Regions from separate parts of the Homo sapiens genome. Here region 2 is linked to region 1. The links are chromatin loops, found by intact Hi-C in ENCODE. Cell type or tissue: K562. All regions are shown on one strand. Links, peaks and the distances in the headings refer to the core of each region. The heading gives the core; the rest is flanking DNA. Region 1 overlaps GABBR2 (gamma-aminobutyric acid type B receptor subunit 2). Region 2 overlaps GABBR2 (gamma-aminobutyric acid type B receptor subunit 2).

Region 1 (11,169 bases), core at 2,163-10,162:
TTACAAATAAATCCAGTTTAAAGATGTCAATATGATTCATCGTAATCTATTTTCACGGAATGAGTCTCAGAATCAAGGAACATTAAGGATGGAAGGATCACGGAGACAGTCTAGATTCTCTCTATTCAACCAGGGTCAGGGAGGCACAGGTCATTGACATGACATGCTTTCCCATGACAGGGAGCTTGTCCTTCTTAGGGGCTCCATGGCATCTATGGACAGGGCTGCCTGTTACAAGAATCCATCTTTACATGGAGATGGAGTCTGCCTTCCAGCAACTTTGCTTGGGGCTGACGGTTCTGCCCTCAGGTCTGTGCCACCCATTGCTGAGAGCTCTTCCAAGTTTCTGGTGACTATGAGTGTGTCCTTGTCCAAACCCAGGACCTTTGGCCAGTCCTCAAGTTCCTATTTCTATATTGGGTACCTCCTGTGGACACCCCCAGGGTCATTACCTTGTGCTCAGATTGCAGCCCAGTGGTCCTGTTGCTTGCATGGGAGCTCAAAAGACTTCTATGGAAAACCATAAAAGGGTGTCAACTGGTATGAAGTGGGGACCAATCTTTGTCTAGGGTCCTCTTACATGCCCTTCTGGCATGGCCTCTCAAAGGACACAGGATCAATCACTAACACTTCAGTGATGCAGCAGCAGGTAAGAATGCATTTGAGCAGCACAAGAGATTCCAGTTTATTTGACTTTTGGAGAGAGGGCTTCATTTTTGGCCTCTAAGTGGGGTCAAACGGGGGTGAATGGTGACTTAACCTCCCTGTGGAAAGATCTGAGGAGGGCGCAGTGACCAGCTTTGTGTCACTAGATGGCTTTCAGTGGAAGCATGGTTTATATAGGATATAGGAGAGAAGATTCAAGGATCAACCTGGGCTGAAATATGGTGGAGCTGACCTTTCAAGTTCTTCCTAATGTTGGAATTTCACAACGTGGGCTTGGTATGTGATCTTTGATTTTTTTTTTTGAGACGGAGTTTCGCTCTTGTTGCCCAGGCTGGAGTGCAATGGCCTGATCTCGGCCCACCGCAACCTCTGCCTCCCGGGTTCAAGCGATTCTCCTGCCTCAGCCTCCAAAGTAATTGGGATTACAGGCGCCCACAACCACACCCAGCTAATTTTGTATTTTTAGTAGAGATGGGGTTTTGCCACGTTGGTCAGGCTGGTCTCGAACTCCTGACCTCAGGTGACCCACCCACCTCGGCCTCTCAAAGTGCTGGCATTGCAAGCATGAGCCACAGCACCTAGCATGATCTTTGATTTCAAAAGATGAGTAAAGTGGAAAGAGTGCTGGGTTTGCAGTTTGGAGGTTACTAGGCAGCTTTTGGCAAATCATTTAACCTCTCTGAGGCTTACCCTCCTCATCTATTAAATGGGGATGATCCTGCCCACCTCCCATGGACTTAAGAGAGGGTCCGCTGAAATGCTGGACATGAACATGCACTGGATGTCGGCAGACTGCTCTTCCTGGGAGTAGTGCAGTGACAGCTGTAAGGCACAGCCACGAGTTTTTGGGTTACTCTCTGGTTAAGATCTTGACTCTGCCACTTACTAGCCAGATGACCTTGGGCAAGACACCAAGCCTCAGTGTCATCAGTGAAATGAGGATGTTATTTGTACCTATCTCATAGGGTTGCTGCAGGAACTGAGATAGCATGTGGCAGGCACTGAGTCCACAGAGAGTAACTGCTTAGTCATGGAGGCTCTGTTTATTTTTACATTGATGGAGGCCCCTGGGAGACAGAGGCCCAACAAAGAAGTGTCCCCCCTCAACACTGTCTCCTGCTCTGCACCTACCATGAGAAGTCCCTTGTAGGCATAGACGATGCCAAGCCAGATGGTCATATGGGTGTTCTCACAGTGCTCCAGGAGAGGGCGGATGGAGATATCCCGTCCTGCTGGGTCCGGCTGTGCAAAGAGAAAACAGAGACTCAGGGATGGCACAGGACACTCTTCCAGCAACTGGGTCCTTATCTGAGAGCCCTTTTCCCTCCTGTGAGCCATAGCCAATGCCACTGTTCAGCAGGCCATTTGGACCCCATCTCTGTGTTCCTAAGGTGTGGAGCCCAGGCCTCAACTAGCGTTGACTGCCTTCTGTTTGTTGGTAGCAATTCAACCCTGCACTCCAGTTCTCTGCATAATTCATGCCTCTCCAATTTGAGTCAGAGCTCCTGAGGGTAGGAACTGGGTCACTTCTTTGCCCCTAGGATCTAACACAAAACCTGGCCCAATGCAGGTACCGCTAATATTTGTTGTGAGAATGAGGTATAAAGTTAGGTCAGGAGGTCTTCAGGTATCTCTGGGGTTACCTCTGTGCAACTGGAGATATAGGATATACTGGCCTGCCCAAGCCTGGGGCCTGCCAAACCCTTCTGAGGAGACCCTCTTGCCCACAGCCCCACTGCTGGAGCAGTGATGGCAGCCAGGTTGTGTACCACATGACTCATCCTTGGCCAGAGCTGACTGGACAAAGAATGGGCACCTGACCCCAGGCAGCCAATCCAGAGGCTTGTCAGATACCTATGAGGTTTCCTCCTACAAAGTGCTCTGCCTAATGAGGGTTGATGGAGAGGATCCCTCCTGAGCACATTCTCTCTGGCAGGAACTTGAATTGGGAAACTCTGGGAGATAATTGGCCAGATGGTGGCAACAAGACAAAAAGACACCCAGGGAATGAAACAACATCTACTGTACATTTATTTTTTTCTGAACCATTTGAGAGTAAATTGCAGATATCCTGACCCTTCACCCCTGAATATCCTAGCATATATTTCCTAAGAACAAGGGATTCCCTTGCACAATCACATACACTTACTAAATTCAGAAAATTTAACACTGATACAGTGTATTATCTAATATACTAGCCATTTTCAGATTTTGCCAATTGGCTTAATAACGTCCTTTAAAGCAACTGTGGATTTTCCAATGCAGGATCCAATCCAGCATCATTATTGCACTTACGTGTCTTTGGTTTCCTTTAATCTCAAACAATTCTTCAGCCTACTTTGGTCTTTCATGTCATTGTTTCTGAAAAATCTAGTTCAGTTATTTTGTAGAAGCCCCTCAATTTGGATTAGCCTGAATGTTTTATATTCAGATTTTATGTATTCTTGTCAGGAATCCTACATAAGTAAGAGTCACATCAGGGGGACGCGTTGGCACTCTGTGATCACTTGGTTGACATGATTTCTGTCAGACATCCATTTCAAAGGTATCATTTCCCCATTTGTAATTAATAAATAATCTGTGGGAGCTACTTTGAGACTGTGTAAGTATCCTGTTCCCCCACAAATGTTCACGCAGTGGTTTCAGCAACCATTGATAATTCTTACCTGAGTCATTTATTACTTTGGTAGCTGCAAAATGGTGATTTTCTAACTCTACCATTCTATTTAAACACTTGGCATTCTACTGCAAAGAAGAGCTTTCCTTTCCTCCCATTTATTTATGTATATCAGTATGTTCCTTTTTTTTGAGATAGAGTCTCTGTCACCCAGGCTGGAGTGCAATGTCGTGATCTCCGCTCACTGCAACTTCTGCCTCCTGAGTTCAAGCAATTCTCATGTCTCAGCCTCTTGAGTAGCTGGGATTATAGGCGGCCGCCACCATGCCTGGCTAATTTTTGTATTTTTATTAGAGATGGGGTTTCACCATGCTGGCCAGGCCGGTCTTGAGCTGCCGACCTTAGGTGATCTGCCCGTCTCCGCCTCCCAAAGGGCTGGGATTACAGGCATGGGCCACCATGTCTGGCCTAGTATGTTCCTTTTTAATTCAATGTCTTATAATCCTTTGCTATCTTATTCATGTTGATGCTTAAATTTTTCCAGATTGGGCCAGTGGAAAACAACTTCATGCTGCCTTCTATGTTTTTTCCACACATCACCATAATTTTTTTGAGCACTTTCTTACTTCTTGGCACAACGATTCCAGCACTCCTTGAACTCTTCTTGCTCCCAGCCTTGCAATCAACCATTTCTCCAAGGAGTCCTTGTTCTTTTTAGTGGAGAATGGTGTTTAGAAACCAAGATGTAGGCACTTGATGGTCTCACTGTTCCTAAGTTGTCACTACTTCTAAGCTCTTTTAAAAATAAATCTGTCTGTCTGTCTGTCTAGATAAGATCCAACACTGCCGAGTTCTTGCTTGCCTTCCCCATTCCATATTTTCATCACTCTTCTCCAACAGTGGAATCCCTGCCTTCGAACAACATCAAAATATTTACTGATTTGTTCAGTCCTACATTAGACACTAAATAGTTGCAAAATTGATACATCCATACAACTGTCAAGCACAAACTTACTAAGTAAAGTTGAAGATTCCTTTGCAATCTGTTTGCCACTGGGAGTATATCACCAAATAACTGTGTTCAGGATGTTATATTCTGATGGAGTTGTGCTGTTGAGGCCCAGGGTAAAGCCACACTCCTGAGGGTAAGGCATGGGCATCCCCAGGGTCAATCACTAGGAAGAAGGTACTTTGATGGGACCCAGGGGTAGAAGGCAGGTCTTAGACGGGTAGCGTTTAGAAACTAGTTTTTTGGTCTTGCTCTCCAGGTGTGACCTTTGAAGCAGGCAATGGACCTGGGCTTCTGTGAGGTGGGGGAAAGATGGTGCTCCCACGTGAAAGCAGGAGGAGCTAGGAGGGGTGGGACCTGGGGGTTCAGGCCATTTTTTGACCAGATCATCCTGCTGTGTGTTCTCTCAGGCTTGATTTGCCTTTCGCTGTCCCAAGCCACAGAAAGCCTTAGCTCAACCTCTTTGGGTCCATGTGCATTGAGTCCACACTTGGGCTGGAGTGCTAGAGGGGATAATGTGGTTTCCTGAAGGCTCTGCAGTAAGAAACACCCCGGAGGGAGGTGATCTCCAGAAACTAAAGTCAGAGTGGCCAGGGGTAGAGATTTCCCCTCCACTGCTACCCACCCAGGAGCTGGGCTGCATTTTATTAAGGGCAATGGGGGTTTCCTGACATCCTTTCATTGTTTAATTAAGGTGACAGAACTGGCTTGGTCCCAAGGTCAACTGACTTAGTGGCAGAATCTGGGTTTCTCCAGTGTGTGACAATCAGGCCAACATCAGAATGCAGTAGCACGGACCCATTCCAGTTATGCATGAATGGCAAACCCATTAACGGTGATCCTGTCTTTTCCTCTACAATGAACAGCAGTAATTTATGATGGAATCTTAGATTCTCGGTGTGGAGAAAATTAGTTGTGTCATACAGCATTGCTCAATGGGATGAAGTGCTCTTCACAGGAAACTGACAAGGCTTGCCTGGCTTACACACTGCAGTGGCAGGGAGCCCCTCCCTCCTGCTCCCGGTGAGGTAGTACACAGTGCTTTCACGGAGCCACAGCCTTCTCCTCCTGGACCTCCACTCACCGGGGCTCATCTCTCCCCTGGGGTTCCCCAGAATAATTCCAAGCTCTCTCTTTGAGTCTGCACACCTTCCACAGGAGGGAAGATCTACAGAGAGGGGACACACCACTGTGCCTTCCTCCACCCAGGCCACCTTGTCAGTCAACCTGCTGGAGTTTACCACTGCTCTACAGATTTACCACTCCTACAGGCTTTGAATGGAGCTCAGTACTCCAGGCAGTGCTGAGCAAGTCAAGTGCTGAGCAAGTCAGCTTGACCTCTTTCTCTGGGTCTCCTTGGCTTTCTATATAATCTTCCACCAGTGATTCATGTGTTCCTTCAGGTTGGACCAAGACCCATCAGGTAGTTTTCACAGAACTGCTGCTAGCCCAGTCTTTCCCCCTGTGCTGCTGACATTCCAGCCTGGCTACCTTTACCTTTCTCTTAGCTGCTCCCCTTCCCCCGCAACCCCACCTTCACCGCTCTGACCTCTCGGAATCTTGAAATCTGAATTCTTATCTTTGGCCTTTCAGTTCCGCACCCATCTCAGCAGCCTTAAGCACAGTCCTGGCAGGAGGGTAGCAAACAAACACGATGGGTCCACTGAGAGTTCATGGAAGTCAGTGGTCCTGGGGTGGCCGAGCTGCTCCCACACCCACCTTCCCCATATTCAGGTGCTGATCCAGAAATAAACTGCAAAAATGTTCTGGTCACTAATGTCATCCTCATGCAGCCCCATCTCCCTGTCACAGGTCAGAGGTTACGGTGGCAGGGGTTGGGATAGTTTTGGGAGTGATGATGTTCCTGTTCCTGTGAGGCTGGCAATGGGCATCTGGAAGAAAATCAAGTGACTCCTGCACTGAACCACAAAGCAGACTGTACAAGCTGTAGGTGTTGTCTAATCCATCCAGATTCTACCTGGGCCTGGAGTTCGCAGTGGTCTGTGCAGCCACACATGGGGAGAGATGCACCTGAGCATGCAACCTGCAGGGGCAGGTGGGCTACCCACCCCCCAACCCCCAGTGCTTCCTTGTCATTGTCGTGCACCAAAGCAGCACCACTAGAGGGCACCAAAGAGCCACATGAAGGGTCCAGCCTGGTGGTGGTGGATTACCCTCTGCTGGGGACACAGAACTACCAACTACTATAGATCGGTGGGGCCGGAAACGGTGAAGCTGTCAGCAGCATCTTGTGCTACTCTGGAAGGCACCCACTGGCCTTACATGAGGCCAGATTTCCAAGCACCATGGGGGACTCCCCCACTTCTGGAGCAGCTGTTGGGGAAGTATTCAGGCTATACTTGGGCACTGCACTCGGCCTGTTCCCAGTGTGGACTGTCCACGCAGGCCAGGGCCAGCGAGCACAGGGCACTGACCCCTGCAGACATCAGGGTCAGGGCCTAAGCCCGGGCTTCGGCCTCTTCTCTTCTGTACAGGACAGCATTTGCATTGCCCTTAGAATGTTTTTCTTGCTCTGGATAGCTGGCCTGCAAAATTTTCAACTGGCTTTTTTTTTTTTCGAGACAGAGTTTCACTCTTGTTGCCCAGGCTGGAGTGCAATGGCGCAATCTCAGCTCACTGCAACCTCTGCCTCCTGGGTTCAAGCGATTCTCCTGCCTCAGGCTCCCGAATAGCTGGGATTACAGGCATGCGCCACCACGCCCAGCTAATTTTTGTATTTTTATTAGAGACGGGGTTTCTCCATGTTGGTCAGACTGGTCTCGAACTCCCAACCTCAGATGGTCTGCCTGCCTCAGCCTCCCAAAGTGCTGGGATTACAGACGTGAGCCGCTGCACCCGGCCACTTTTGTTATTTTTCTTCCTTACTTGTTGCTCTCTTTGGCAATTGCCTAAGAAATCATTCATTCATTCATTCATACAGTGAATAACTGTTAAGCACTACCATTTGCCAGATACTGTTCTGGGCATGCAGCAATAACCTGGATAGACAAGAGCCCTGTCCTCATGGCTCTCCCATTCCAGTAAGACCAGGACAGTTCCCATGAGAGGCAGCCTCAGAGAGAGAGGGCTGACTTCACCAGATAACATCAGCCATAAGGACACCAAGAGCTGCCTTATCATGAGTGACAATGATGTGCTCACTGCTGGGTTGGGAACTCTACACCCGTCATCTTGTTGAAGTCACAAAAATCCAACAAGGTGTTATACTTATTTCACAGATGAGGAAACAGAGTCACAGAGAGGTGAAGTAACTTGCCCAAGATCTCCAGCTAGTAAGTCTCGGGGCTGAGATTAAACCCAGGCGTGTGTGACTCTCAAACCAGCACTCCCTCCTCCTTCACCATGAGCCTTCCCTGATGTGCCCTCCTCTCACGTGCATCATTGTGTCAAATCGGAGGAGACAGTGGGTGTAACCGGCTCTATAAACTGCAAAGTGCTTATTTGAGGGAGGAAGAACTTAATCGTTAAATATTCAACAGTGGCTTCCCCTGAAGCCCCCAGAGCTTTAGGGTGAAGGCTGCGCTTTGGTGCTGCGAGCTGAACTCAGGCTGATAAAATGCTCTTTCCTGCCTGGCAGGGCACCGTGTCCAGCAGTGAGGCCACACCGGTTTGGGACGGCCAGAAGATGGAAGTGCTCACACCTGACTTCTGGTCAGGCTGCTGCTCAGCAGGAGGCACGCAGAAGCTGCCGGGGAAAGCCTCTCCCATCTGTGCGGCAAAAGGAGAGCAGCTGGCCCGAGAGTCCCTCTGCATAATGCAATTACTCACAATGTAGGTCAGTGCCCCCTGCAAATATCCCGCTCTGTCCGGCTGCACAAACTGACAGGCAGGGAGTTGGAGCATAAGTGGAGGTGTTGAGGCCTGAAAGGTCAAAAGCCTTGGTCCTGCTACAGACTTGCTGGGTGATCTTGGGCAAATCCCTGCCCTTTTCTAGACCTCAGTTTCCCATTTGTGAAGGGAGCCCATGGGTTGATTTACAGTGTAGTTAATGGGAGTCTGAGTCATTGGGAGATGACTCTATCTGTCCTACATTTCATGACTGTATTTGTCCTACATTCATTCATTCGAAATCGACTCCATGAGGATTTGTCATGTGCCTGCTGTGTGTCATGCACCATGTTGGTGTGGGGGTACAGGATGAATGAGACCAACATGGCGCTTGCCTTCTTGGAGGGTACATTCCAGTGGAACGGGGGCTGCTCAACAAACACAGGCATTCAACAAACCACACAGTACAGTTATGAATACAAACAGTGATAAATATTCCTAAAGGAAACTACGGGCACTTGGAGGGGTGCTAATGAGGGAAGTTGTTTCAGATCAGGTAGCCTGGGATGGCTACTCTGCAGTGGTGACATTTAGTCTGAGACCCGGCAGATAAGAAATGCCAGCCATGTGAAAAGCTAGGGGAAGAGCACGCATGGCAGAAGGCATGGCAAGGGAAAAGAACCTGAAATGCAAAGACATCAGCATATTTGAGGAACCCTCATGTGGCCAGAGAGGCTGAAGTGTGATAAGCGAGAGGACAGCATGGCTTCTCACTCGATAATGTGAGCACAAAGTGCCTGGGGAGCTTGTTAAAATGCAGATTCAGGTGCGCGGTCCCGGGTGGGGCCTGGGATGCTGCATTTCTAAGCAGTTCCAGGGGAGGAGCTGATCCAGGGGCCACCCTTTGGGCAGCAAGGCCTTAAAGGATTTGAAACAGTAGGGTAATATTTGGTTCTCAGCTTAGAAGCAGTCTGGTTAAGAACGCAGATTCTCTTTGTCACCCGCACACCTCTGACACAGAGTGATGACTTAGCGCAAGGCCAGACTTGACAGGGCTCCTCTGTATGTTTCTGACCCTGGACCAGACCTTGACAATCATGTGCTTCTGTGTGTCCTGTGCAGGGCTGGCCAGGGCGGTTAGGGGTGGGCGAGGCAACAGGCCCAGGCAGGGAGGATGGGGAGTCCAGATGGTGCACATGAGGAGGGCCACGCAATTCACCTCTGATCACGGGGCTCTTGGCGCGGGTCACTCGGACCTTTTATTCCTGCCACCACTGTGGGTGGAAAGGGTTCCTAGGCCCAGCCCAGCCCGGCCCGGCCAGTGCTCCTTTGAGGGAGGGGGTGCTTTCCACCTTCTGACCAGCTCCCAGAAGTTGGCATGCAGAACTTTCTCCCTGGGCCATACCTGCCTCTTTTCTTTTTTCAAATTCCAAAGTTGATTTTTAAAGTATATGGTAAAATTGGTAGGTTTTTCTGCTGGGGGTGAGTGTAGGTGTGCATGTAAATGTGAGTTTGTGTGTGTGTGTGTGTGTGTGTTGGGGGTGTGTGTGTGTGTGTGGTGTGTGTGTATTAGGGGGTGTGTTTGGCCTTCCCAGACTGCATTTCAGAGTTTTGAGATGGTTCTCCTTTCCTGGGAAGGCAGGTGAGTCAACATGGCCTCTTTTGGGGTGCCAACAAGGATGCCTAGGCAGGGAGGGGAAAGGGCCCTGGACTCAGATCCCAAGTCCACCTCTTGCCAGCTGTGTGACTTTGCACATGTCTCCCAGCCTCTCTGAGCCATAACTTCCTCATCTACAACCTCCCAGGGCTGGCAAGATGATCAAAGGAGGTGCGGTGTGACTCGCAAGCTGGAGAGACGGGAAAGCCTGCTCCTGATGTGGAAAGCATCATTATTATCCCCCACTGCAGACAGCCACAGAGCGCTGGAGCTGGGAGGAACCTTCCAGATCCCTCAGGGGCTGGACTGCTTATCTCCACAGCAGCAGCCCCGCACCTCTGAGGCAACAAAGCTAGAAGCTGTCATTTCAAGTAAGCATTTTTTTTGTAGAATGTTATGATTACAAGTTTGGGTGATTTTTTTTTTTTTTCCAGAATCAGAGATCTGGAAAGGACATGTAAGATCACCCACCAGGGTTTCTCAACATGGGCACTTCCAGCCACTTTTCTTTGGGGATGCAGAGAGCAATTATTTGTTGGGAGGGACTATTCTGTGCTGGGTGGGGTGCACAGAACCCCTGGACCCCGCGTACTAAAGGCCATGAATGTCCTCTAGTCACTGTGACAGCCCTGATCTCCCTCCCGTCTCCCCATTTCCAAACACGAATGGGGTTCTGCATTGATCCAGTTTCTCTTCTTATAGGTGGAGAAACGCAGGCGCAGAAAAGAACCTGGAACTAGCAGCTGTTTTGGCAGCCAGATGAGATGCCCCCTGGGAGAGCCATGCCTCTTGTGGAAAGGGCCTGCTCCTCCTCACCTTCAGGAAGTTCTACTAAAATTCAGTAATCTTACTAGGCAGTAAGATTCAGGACATAGGCATGGGCAAGGACTTCATGTCTAAAACACCAAAAGCAATGGCAACAAAAGACAAAATTGACAAATGGGATCTAATTAAACTAAAGAGCTTCTGCACAGCAAAAGAAACTACCATCAGAGTGAACAGACAACCTACAAAATGGGAGAAAATTTTCGCAACCTACTCATCTGACAAAGGGCTAATATCCAGAATCTACAATGAACTCAAACAAATTTACAAGAAAAAAACAAACAACCCCATCAAAAAGTGGGCGAAGGACATGAACAGACACTTCTCAAAAGAAGACATTTGTGCAGCCAAAAAACACATGAAAAAATGCTCACCATCACTGGCCATCAGAGAAATGCAAATCAAAACGACAATGAGATACCATCTCACACCAGTTAGAATGGCGATCATTAAAAAGTCAGGAAACAACAGGTGCTGGAGAGGATGTGGAGAAATAGGAACACTTTTACACTGTTGGTGGGACTGTAAACTAGTTCAACCACTGTGGAAGTCAGTGTGGCGATTCCTCAGGGATCTAGAACTAGAAATACCATTTGACCCAGCCAT
Region 2 (11,169 bases), core at 941-8,940, 130 kb after region 1:
ATCCATCCATCTATATCTATACACCTACCCACATATTCATCACTCATTCGCCATTCACTCCTTCCACTCAGCCATCCAACTATCTACTCACATTCCCACCCCTCCACCCATCCCCCAACCCATGTCTCCACCACTCTACCCATCTGCCCATACATTCAACCAGCCTTCCTGTGTATCTATTATGTGTAAAACCCTGAGGAGACATTCAAGAAGTAGGGGACAGGGATGATAAAAGTCTCTCTGATGTATCTGTTCACTAACTTCAATTATAGTCCAGGCCATGTGCTAGAAACTGAAAACAGAGATAAATCTCAGAAAGACCCTACCCTCAAGGAGTTGGTAGTAGAAGTTAATTCATGCAAGCGAATGAATTAACTGGAATCAAAATTATTGCAAAAGAGGGTGAATTCAAGGATTTCTACATTGTGCTGCTGGGGTCTGAGGGCCATGTTTCTAAGAGTAGTTTGACTCTGCTCTGTTCAGTGGACACCCACTCCCTGGCCTGCCACCATTTTTTATTACTGAAAACATGGGAATGAGGTGAAAGGGCATTAAACAAAAAGGCTATTAACCCTACCACAAAAACCTCATGCGTAAAAAGCACAGTACTGTTTGCTGCTTTGGTAACTACACAAGCTGGCCAAGAAAATCAATGTGCTGCTGCTGCTGGTGGATCCCTCTCCCTTCTCTCTCTCTCTCTTTCTCATTCTCTTTCCCACTCTCTTCTGATTCATTTCTTAAGCTTTTAAGGGGATGACCACAGTGACTTAACATAAAGATAAAGCAATAAGGAGGTCACTGTTTCCCAAACCTTGTCATACGTGTGCCACCCTCATGGTTTTCACAATATCTACCCGCCATCTGTGCTTTCCTTTACTAAATATCTGCCTTAAAAAAAAAACTGAAAAAAGAGTGCTTATCTCGCTACCTTAAATGCTGGTTATATTTTTACAGTGCACATTCAAATAAACATGCAACATTAAAATAAAGAGTGTGGGTCTGGATACCAGCTACCGTGGTTCCTTCTTGGGCACCTGTTGCTCTATTGGAAAAGCTGCCATTGCTGCCAGGCTGTCCTCCAGGGCCTGCCTCCTGTGAGATGACCTGACAGCTCAGACCCAGGTTCCCCATGAAGGCTTTGCTTCTTCTTTGTTACTGCAGAAATTTGCTTACTAATTTTTAAATCCAAAGGGACAGTCAGCAAAGTCTTCCAAAGAGCAAATTGGAAAAAGAAAATGTAATATTAAAGGCAATGTTAATACTAACATAAATGTTAAATGAAGGACACTAATATCGGGCTTCTAGGTAAAATCTCCTTTGAAAAACAAGTTTGAAAACTCCTGGAATACGTTGATACATAGCTGTATACATGATGAATATGAATACCCATAGACCACATATTTAGGGATGTGTGTGTGCATGCATGCATGTGAGTGTGTTTGCGTGCATATGAATGTCAGAATGTGAATTACCAAAGATGGCAAGAGCTGCAAGAATCCAACTGAAGCAGCTGGTTGGGGACCCACCAACCACAGAATCCCATGGAAAATTAATTATAGGTGTTTGAGGGTCTAGAAGACTGTGAAGTTGGTATCCAAATACATTCTTCCTTGTCATCCTTGCACTAATTCAGCACATACTGTGTCCCAGGCACTCAACATGTATAAACCTCTTTAATCCTCACAGCCCTTTAAGGTAGGCCCCGTTGTTATCTATAGGGGTAACTGGGGGGCTTGCCCAGTATTTTGGCCTCTTTAGGGCCAAAGCACCATCATTCCCCAGCTCCTGAGAATATTGGCTACTGAAGGTCCCAGCCTACTTCCTTACTGCGAATTACCCTCCACCATGAGGAACTGCCTTGGCTAAGGATACACCTGCTCCTAGGGCCAGTGACTAGCTGATAAGAGGACACCTGGGCCCAGCCTCTGCTCCATCACAGCTCCAGAGCTACCAGAATCAGCTGGAGCCTCAGTTGCAGCCACACTGCCATCAGCTTCTTGCTCTTGTTCTGTCCCCTTCACTTCCCTACAGGTGTATCCAGAGCATGCTCTCTGACAAACCTTCTGCAAAGATGTCCCATCTCTATTTACAAGGAGCTTGATCTAAGGCACTATCTATGTTTTACAGATAAGAAACTGAGATGAAGAGAGATTGATTCCTTGCTCAAGTTTACCTGGCTAGCAAGTGGAGCCAAGATGAGAACCTAGGAATTCTGTCTCCAGGTTCCACACTCTTAACCATTTCATACCTCTTAGGAAGACAAAGGTGGACACCCCCTTCCAGTCCCTTATAGTCCCCCACTTCCCCCCTTCTACAATTTACAATGCCCCAACCAGACTCCAGGTCTTTACTTTAAAATTACTGGTTTAGGCAGTAATTCTAGGAAGCCTGAATCCCATTGAGAAAGAAGAAGGAGGTGGCAGTGGTGGTTAGAATTTCATGAGAAAGTGGCATGAAATTTCATGAGAAAGTGGACACTTCCAAGTGTCCTTCTCTCCATCACGCAGGTCTGGTTCTCATCCACGTGAGCACAGAGTGTCACATCGAGTGTGTGTGAGTAACCTCTGCATGAGCACACACAGGCGGAGCCAGTGTCCATCAGGGCCCACAGCCATGCCATCCTGTCGGCTAAAATTTATGTCAGCTGTCTTCTCCTGATTTTAGAAAACTTCCTTCCTGCTTAGCAAGCTCCTGGGCTAACATACCTTGACACACACACAGAGAGGGAGATTCTGGTCTCACACCAAGAGAAATGCACGTAATCTTCAGATTCGTTTTTCATATAGGATCTGGATATATCTCTGAGTATTTTCCTCAATAGTGGGGCTACCACTAATGTTTAATTGTACTATTTACTTTAAAATATTTGCTATTTATATTTTCAACATGTAAAAATGCACATTCTTAGGTTTCTGTATGTAAAAGCAACCAGACTTTTGCTGGGCTAATAACTATTTGGTTAGCGGTAGCTTGCAAATACCATTATTTCCCTCTAAAATTAGCAAACTACCTATGATATCTTTAAAAATACTTAAAAAATAAATGTACAGCTAAATAAAATTGCTCTATCATAATAAATAATAGCTAAATAAAATAAGCTCTCCCATAATAAATAACCCATTTAATAAAAACTCCTCTGAAGGAAGTTATTATTATTATTATTATTTATTATTTTTTGAGACAGAGTCTCACTCTGTTGCCCAGGCTGGAGTGCAGTGGCATGATCTCAGCTCACTGCAACCTCCACCTCCTGGGTTCAAGCAATTCTTCCACCTCAGCCTCTCAAGTAGCTGGGATTACAGGTGTGTGCCATCACAACCAGCTAATTTTTGTATTTTTAGTAGAGACAGGGTTTCACCTGTTGGCTAGGCTGGTCTAGAACTCCCAACCTCAGGTTATCCACCTGCCTTGGCCTCCCAAAGTGCTGGGATTACAGGCATGAGCCACTGCGCCCAGCTGGGAGTTATTTAATGGGTATGCAGTTTCAGTTTAGGATGATGAGAAAGTTCTGGAGATAAATAGTGGTGATGCTTGTATAACATGGTCAATGTGCTTAATGCCATTGAATTTGTACACTTAAAAATGACTAAAACAGTAAACATTATTTTATACATATTTTATCACAATTTAAAAAACGATAGGGTTAAGAAGATTGAGAACCACTGCCATGGAAAAAGTTTTATAATGTGAGGGACCAAAATAAATGATAAAGAAATTAAAATAAAAAGGATCACATCTGAATGTGAAGTGTCCCATGAGTCTGTCTGAATGATGAGGTTTCAGGAGACTGATTTCTCTTTGGTGCGTGCCTGTACTTTTCACATTTTCTACAAGGGACATGGATAATTTTTATAATCCAAAATAAATATGTATTAATATATGTTATTTTGAAACACATGAATAAGTTAGAACAGGGCAGGTGAGGTTATAAAATGCCCTCCCTCCTCCCGATCAGGGGAAAGGTGGGTACAATATAAAGAGTCTCTTCCAGTGCTGTGGCCAGAGCTTTCAGTGAGGCTGGCCCAGAACCAAGGGGCTGGGGCCTGGCTTCAGCCTTGCCTCTTACTCAGCAGGTTAGGGAGAGCCACAGAGCTCCCCCTGGAAACTGGGGTGGTGGGAAGTGCTGATCTCATTGGTTTATTTCCACATTGTCCTTCTCGGGCTAGATTCTTTTGCCCCCTAATGGAGGAGAGCTTTTATAGGTGTAGGATAATGGTTAAAAGTGAGGGTCGAAAGTTAGATGGCTTATGTTCAAATCCCAGCTTCTCTACTCACTAGCTCTGTCACCTTGGGTAAATTTTTTAACCTCTTAGGTTGAATGAGAGGGTTAAATTACTTAATCCTCTACCTCCTTAACCTCTTAGCTGCAAAACAGTGACAATAAATAGCAGTCTCCACTTTTTGGGGATGTGTCAGTTTGCTTGGGCCATCATCACAAAGTACCACACACTGGGTGGCTTAAACAATGGGAATTTGTTATCTCAGTTGTGGAGGCTAGAAGTCTGAGATCAAGTTGTTGGCAAGGCCACTTCCTTCTGAGGGCTGTGAAGGAGGATCAGTCACCTTCTGGTGGTTGGCTGGCAATCACTGACACTGCTGATGATATAGAAACCTCATCCGTATCTCTGCTTCATCATCACATGGCATTCTCCCTGTGTGCCTGGCTGTCTTCAAATCTCCCCTTTTTATAGAAACACTGGTTATATTGGATTACCTTACTTCAGTACGACCTCATCTTAACTAATCACATCTGTAACAACCCTATTTCCAAATAAGGTCACATTCTGAGCTACTGTGGGTTGCAGTTCAGCAGATGGATTTTTTAGGGGGGCACAATTCAATCCATAACAGGTGAATGTGAGGATTAAGTGAAATAATACATCTAGGAGCTTGGCATAGTGCTCAGCATATAGTAGGCATTCAAAACTGTTCATCATTCCTATTATCATGACATCTGTCATTATGGTAATTTGCTGTGACCACCATGTCCCTGGCTCCTTCCAAGGAGCCTCCTCTTTGTTTCTCCCAGGGATAAAGACAGAGCCTGCACCTTCTGTTGAAGCTCTCATAAGCTGATACACTCCCCCACACTGCTTTTCTTAAGGAAATAGCTATTTTTTCCCTGACTTGATGAAGTCAAACTTGCAAGCTTTGGAAGGTTAGGCATCAATTCAAACAAATTGCTAAACCACATTATTTTGATCTTTCAAATTTATCTGACAGCAGAAGGAGTAGGTTTCTTTCCTGTGCTGTACATTGTCTGCAGTCATTTGTAATTGTATTTAAATTAAAGGGGGAAGGGCAGCCAAGCAACGCCTAACAGCACAAGATTTGGAGACACTTGCATTTAGATCAGAAGACCTAGAATGTAATTCTGAACCAGGTTCACCAGTTATGCACTGTGGGACCCCAACATAGCCACTTTGCCTTTCTGAGCTATAATTTTGTAATTCATTCAATCAGCAAATATATTTCATGGACTAAGTGCTGGGTCTTGTAGACACCAGGGGTACAGAGAGAATTACAGGCCCCACTGTCAAGGGGCTCAGAGTCCAGCAGGAGGAGGCAGATAGACACACAAATAATCCAGTGTAGAGGGGAACCGTTACATCCTTCACTATTAATATGGGGATGGTAGTACCTGCTCTCTCTCTGATGCATCTCACCTGGTTGTTCCCATTGTGAGCCCCTTGGGGGCAAAACCTTACATCTTACTACTCCTACCTGGCCCTGGTCTGGCTTACTGGAGGTGCAATGAATGCTGGTTGAATTAATTGGATACCTAAATGCTTAAGAATATGGACTTTGAGTCAGTCAGACTTGGTAGCCTTGCATAAACTCTCACTTACTACCTGAAGGATCCTGAGTAAATCATTGAACTTTGCTGAGCCTGTTTCTTTAATCTATGACATGTCATTAATTATTTAAATCATCTGTTCATTAAACAAATATTTATCAGGCACCTACTATGTCCCAGGCACCCAGTTCTAAGCCTTAGAGATAAAGCAGAAAATAAAACAGACAATAAATAAGTAAAATATGTAGTATGTCAGATGGGGCTAGATGTTGTGGAGAAGGATGAGTAGAGGGGGGCTGGGTGGATGGGGAGGGAGTTGCAATTTAAAGTAGGGTGTCAGGTTAGGTCTCACTGGGAAGGAGAGAGGAGGGGAGAGACCTGACATAGGTGAGCAAGCCAGATGCAGCTCACTGGAGGAGTGTACCAGGAACTGGGAATTGTACGTCCCCACCATATTCAATAATAAGGGAAAAGTGCTTAGAATGCTTCCTGGGATACAGTAGGAGCTCGTTAATTGATAACTATTATTAGCATGAGTGAATAAATGTAATTGCATTAAGGAAGGAAGATGGGAGAGACTATAAATGCACTCTGTAAACAGGGCAGTCACACAGCAAGGATTATTATTATTATAGTTGTTGTTTATTACTAGCAATTACCTCTCGAAAATGTTTCTGACAATCTGAAGTCACAGAGGGCCCATCAGCAATTGCTTCTGCTGCTCAAGCCCTGGGATTTGAGCCCCAGAGAGTTGCTTATGGGAGAAACGAGAGATTGAGAGGGGAGTAAGGGATGAGTTTTTATGCTGCCTCAGGAAGGGATTCCTCCAACGCATGCGTGCACGTGCACATGCATATGCACATGCGCGCGCGCGCACACACACACACACACACACGCACGTGACCTTGTGTGAATTACCGCTACCAGGTATCACAGCAAGAATTTGGTAATCACTATTAGCAGATTCAAGAAATCTAAGTCCTGTTAATACTTCTGTTGTCAGTTCTGATTATTTATCGGGTTGAAAAAGTCTTTTTAGTTTATAGATGCCTGGAAGGCAACAGAGTAGAAAAGTGTGATTGAATTTCTCAATCATTTGTGAATTTAATCCAACAACATTCACTAGAGGTTATCAGGAATTATTGAGCTTCTACCAGGCATAAAGGGCCAGGTGAAGTACGAGGGGATCAGAGAAAGGAAGGGCTGTGGTCCCTGCAAATCTGGGAGATAGTAATTCGCTGGAGGAGACGAATATGGCTCTCCTACAGGCTACTGCAACTGGCAGGGGTGCATGCAAAATGCACCAGGGACGAGGGAGAAGAGTCCAGAACCCTCCAATCGGGTGTGGGGGTAGGTAAGGAGGACCATTGGTTCTAAAGTTACACATATGGTAACTATAAGGTTATAGTAAAAATTTTCTCTTGAAAATGCTTAAATTTCCCATAAATACACATGGGTGTCTTAGATGGGGTCCTCCAGAAACAAAGCCTAGGACAGGGAATCACATGTCAGTAATTTGTTAACGACGTGTTCTCGGAAGAAACCTGTAAGGGAGAGAAGAAAAAGGAAGAGGCCATGCTCAGATGTGGTTTAAGATGAAGGTGAGCCTCAGCCTGTTCTGGTTGGAAGCCCTGGAGGGTAAATTGCACTGGGTGTTGTACCAATGCATCGGTCATTGCTGCAGGCTGATGGTGTGGGTGTAATTCCCAGGCACCTCCAGGCAGGAGGCACCAATTGCCCAATCCTGTAGGGACTGTAGGGAAGGCAGCAGGTGTGAGCCATTAGCAGGGGCACCTGCAGCAGCTGGGGGATAAGCAAACCTAAGCAGCCCTCTGAAACTGAGCTCAGGAGATCTGGGTGGGACACCATCAGCATCTGCTGCAATTAGCTTTTGTGTGTAATGCTGAGTGGTAATGCTTAGGGCTGCTGGAGCACTGAGCTAGTCAAAAGGGAGGAAGAGGAGGGAGAGCTGAGAGCAGATGCCTTCCACATTAAGGTAACTTTCAAATCCCTAGAGTGAATGGCCACAGGAGAGAACTCAAGTGTTCTTGCTTAGAGGCAGAGTTTACTTGGTTCTGTGTGGATAGTAAACCACTCCAGCCTTCTTACAAGTTAATAGATTTGTTTATTGTTGAGAGGGTGAAATGAGATTATATATATGAAACAGAATGGTATCTCATAGGTATGCAATGATTGTTTGCTGGGTCTTGATTAGACCCACACAAACTCTGCTCTTTGTAAAGTAGCCATTTTAATAGCAGTAGTAATAATAATAGCAATAATGATGATGTAGTTCTTAGGTACTAAACATTATTATTTCCCACAGCCACACTTTGAAAGAAGAAATATTTACCGCCACTCTACAAATGAGGAAACTGAGGCACAGAGATGTAAGTAACTTCTCCAAGGTCACACAGCTCTAAGAGATACATACACTGTGACCTGTTTTTACTTGACCTTTCAAATTTGTAATTCTTGTTATAGTTGATCACTGCCATGTCCTGGGCAATGGTACATTTCATCTGAGTTTGAGGGTGGGCTGGTTAGCCAGAGAATGGAGGGAGAGAGATTAGAGTCTCAAATCAGCTCCTATGTTAAGTTTATGTGTGATGCAATTTCACTGGAACTACCTGGGTCTGGGATGTGCTGGGGACACATGAGGTACAGAGAAAGTTCTGGATGGGTTTTCTGTTGCTCCCGGGCAGCAGACAAGAAAGGAACATGAAAAAGGGACCTCAGAATAGGAAACCGTGGGGTGGCATTGGACGCTAGCATGGGGTCACTGGAACAAGCCCCATGTTCTAGGGCTCCCAGTTGTTATACCACATTTGGACTATTTCAGAGCTTCTAACAAGTTCTCCAGTGACAGCCTTGAGCACAAAGTCAAGAAACAGGCACAATCAGGATAATCTGGGGGATAGAGTCACAACTGGAAGAATGACCAGCCCCAAGTGGTGTCAAATCTTGACTGGGTAGAGTTTTCCTTATTTCTGGATGGAGTTCCCGGTGCCCTGTTTCTTGTCTTTTTCTTTCCCAGATTCAACCTAAAAAAGACTTCTTTTTTTTTTTTTTTTGAGACGGAGTCTCGCTCTGTCGCCCAGGCTGGAGTGCAGTGGCGCAATCTCGGCTCACTGCAAGCTCCGCCTCCCGGGTTCACGCCATTCTCCTGCCTCAGCCTCCCAAGTAGCTGGGACTACAGGCGCCCGCCACTACGCCCGGCTAATTTTTTGTATTTTTAGTAGAGATGGGGTTTCACCGTTTTTTAGCCGGGATGGTCTCGATCTCCTGACCTCGTGATCCACCCGCCTCGGCCTCCCAAAGTGCTGGGATTACAGGCGTGAGCCACCGCGCCCGGCCCCTAAAAAAGACTTCTATGAGTAAATGATGATATCAAATATAAGACACCAATGTCTGGCTGGTGGGAGGCCTGAAGTTTAGTCTCTACATTGGAAAGTAAAACCAGGACCCCAAAAGATCAAACAGGCAGGAGAGATGGGACAACTCTAACAAGATGATATGTAACTAGTATGTATGTGTGTGTGTGTGTGTGTGTGTGTGTGTGTGTGTGTAAAATTATATTTTGACTTAAAAAAACCAAGTGCACAAACTCCAGGATCACAGTAGGGCGAGGCAACAGTGGGGATGAAATAAAGGTGGGTTTGAGCCAACATTGCAAATTCCCCTGGAACGAGGAACCTGTTGGTTTTCTCTGGCTACCTAGTTTGACCTTACTTAGAGTACTTGGAATTCCAGCCAAACTGAGTTTAACTCTATGATGTCCTCCTTTTAGGTAAAAAGTTGGTAGGGTGGGTGGTGGGGTGGTGACTTGTCTAGGGGGTGGGGGGAGCATTTTTTGAGTCTTAGTAGAAATAATTTTTTAAAAATCTTGCAGAAACTTTAAGGGGTATACTGGCTAAGGCTGGATCCCTCTTCACCAGCAACAAAAGCAAATGGATCAATACACTCTGCAAATCGCCATCTGCTGTTCTTCATCACCTTGGTGAGACCAATTAGAAGATAACAGCCATCGGAGGTGAAATGCCTGAACCTAAGGGTGCCAGCCTGTCCTGACAGAGGTTACACTAGGATGTCCAGACCCGCTGCTGGTTGAGAGACACTGGGCAGAGGATGAAGGATGGCTCTATTATTTGGAGGAACTTAATGGGTCACTCTCTTTCCAACTGTGATCGTTCCCACATAGAGTACACCCACCGAGAATGAGGGACAGTCACAGCAAACTTTAGCAAGAATGGAGCCCTCTTCTCATAATCCGAGACATTCCCCAGGAGCCTCTTTCAATTTCCCTATGGTCAAATGCTCTTGACACCTAAAAGCCCCCATCCAAACCCAGTGTACATGCCCTAAGGAACTCCTGGAAAAGCATGGGTTCAATTCTCATAAGGTAAAATGAGAGTCTATTAATTTATTTTATTTCTTTTTTGAGACGGAGTCTCACTCTATTGCTCAGGCTGAAGTACAGAGGCGTAATCAGCCGCAACCTCCTGGGCTCAGGTGATCCTCCCACCTCAGCCTTCCAAGTAGCTGAGACTACAGGCACCTGCCACCATGCCCGGCTAAATTTTGTATTTTTTTGTAGAGACAAGGTCTCATCATGTTGCCCAGGCTGGTCACAAACTCCTAGGCTCAAGCGATCCACCCACCTCAGCCTCCCAAAGTACTAGGATTACAGGCAGAAGCCACTGCACCCAGCTGATTCTGTAAATTTAGCCTGTCATAGGCACCACAATCTCAATGTGCTGTCCTTTTAAAAGACAAATCAGAAGATACATTTACCAAACAGGGTATACTGCTGGTAACAGCCATCATCTTAGCCTGACATACCCAAAGGATTTGTCGACCTTGAGATCTGGGAGGTCACCCTTGTTTTAAGAGACTGGAAACTGGAAAGAGTTTAAAAAAAAAAAAAAAGATCACCTGAAGAACTTTAAGGCTTTGATTTTCACCTGAAGACTTAGCCAGTGTTTCCAAGCATGTGCTGAAAGGTTATGGTCTCCTGACGATGAATTTAGTGCATCTTGATTAGGAAAGCCAAATGAAAGGAGTCTGTTCAGCCACAGCACACTGACGTGTTGAGCGTTGGGAAGAGGGGCCTGGTATTGCATCCTTGCTCCCACCACATGCACAGGAGGGTTCCCCACAGGGTGGCTACCTTGCAATTATTGATCCAGCAAGTTAGGATGGCTCCTTGGTCTTTACTCCCCTAAGCGAAACCGTCTTTCCTCCAGAGGCCTTGGGCAGACCTTGGATACTGCCTAGCAATTGTTCCTCTACTTGTCCATTCCCACTGCTATTGAATGAGGGGCTCTTGGGGCCAGGGACCGTATGTTATTCCTCTCTATACTCCATACACC

The links. A loop is a pair of places that touch in the nucleus more often than their neighbours do. Peaks named below come from ENCODE experiments on the same cell type or tissue, not always from the same donor. Only the 100,000 strongest peaks of a DNase experiment are listed, where the experiment ranks them.
Region 2: it touches region 1 in a loop (10-fold over the local background); 2 of 110 quality-filtered maps call a loop at or near these places.

Annotation. Positions count from the first base shown.
Region 1 is chr9:98,309,298-98,320,466 of GRCh38, forward strand. It overlaps GABBR2 (gamma-aminobutyric acid type B receptor subunit 2), which reads right to left. Exons shown (of 19, transcript NM_005458.8): 14 at 1,798-1,908. Among named protein-coding and RNA genes, the nearest start is that of TBC1D2, 59 kb to the left of the region's middle. In K562, for the core only: a CTCF peak has its summit at 6,428 (motif pointing right); DNase peaks (open chromatin) are centred at 2,474, 6,464, 7,414, 10,034 and 1 weaker place.
Region 2 is chr9:98,438,209-98,449,377 of GRCh38, forward strand. The region is part of intron 7 of GABBR2 (gamma-aminobutyric acid type B receptor subunit 2); the gene reads right to left. Among named protein-coding and RNA genes, the nearest start is that of TBC1D2, 190 kb to the left of the region's middle. In K562, for the core only: CTCF peaks have their summits at 4,143 (motif pointing left) and 5,531 (motif pointing right); a DNase peak (open chromatin) is centred at 4,103.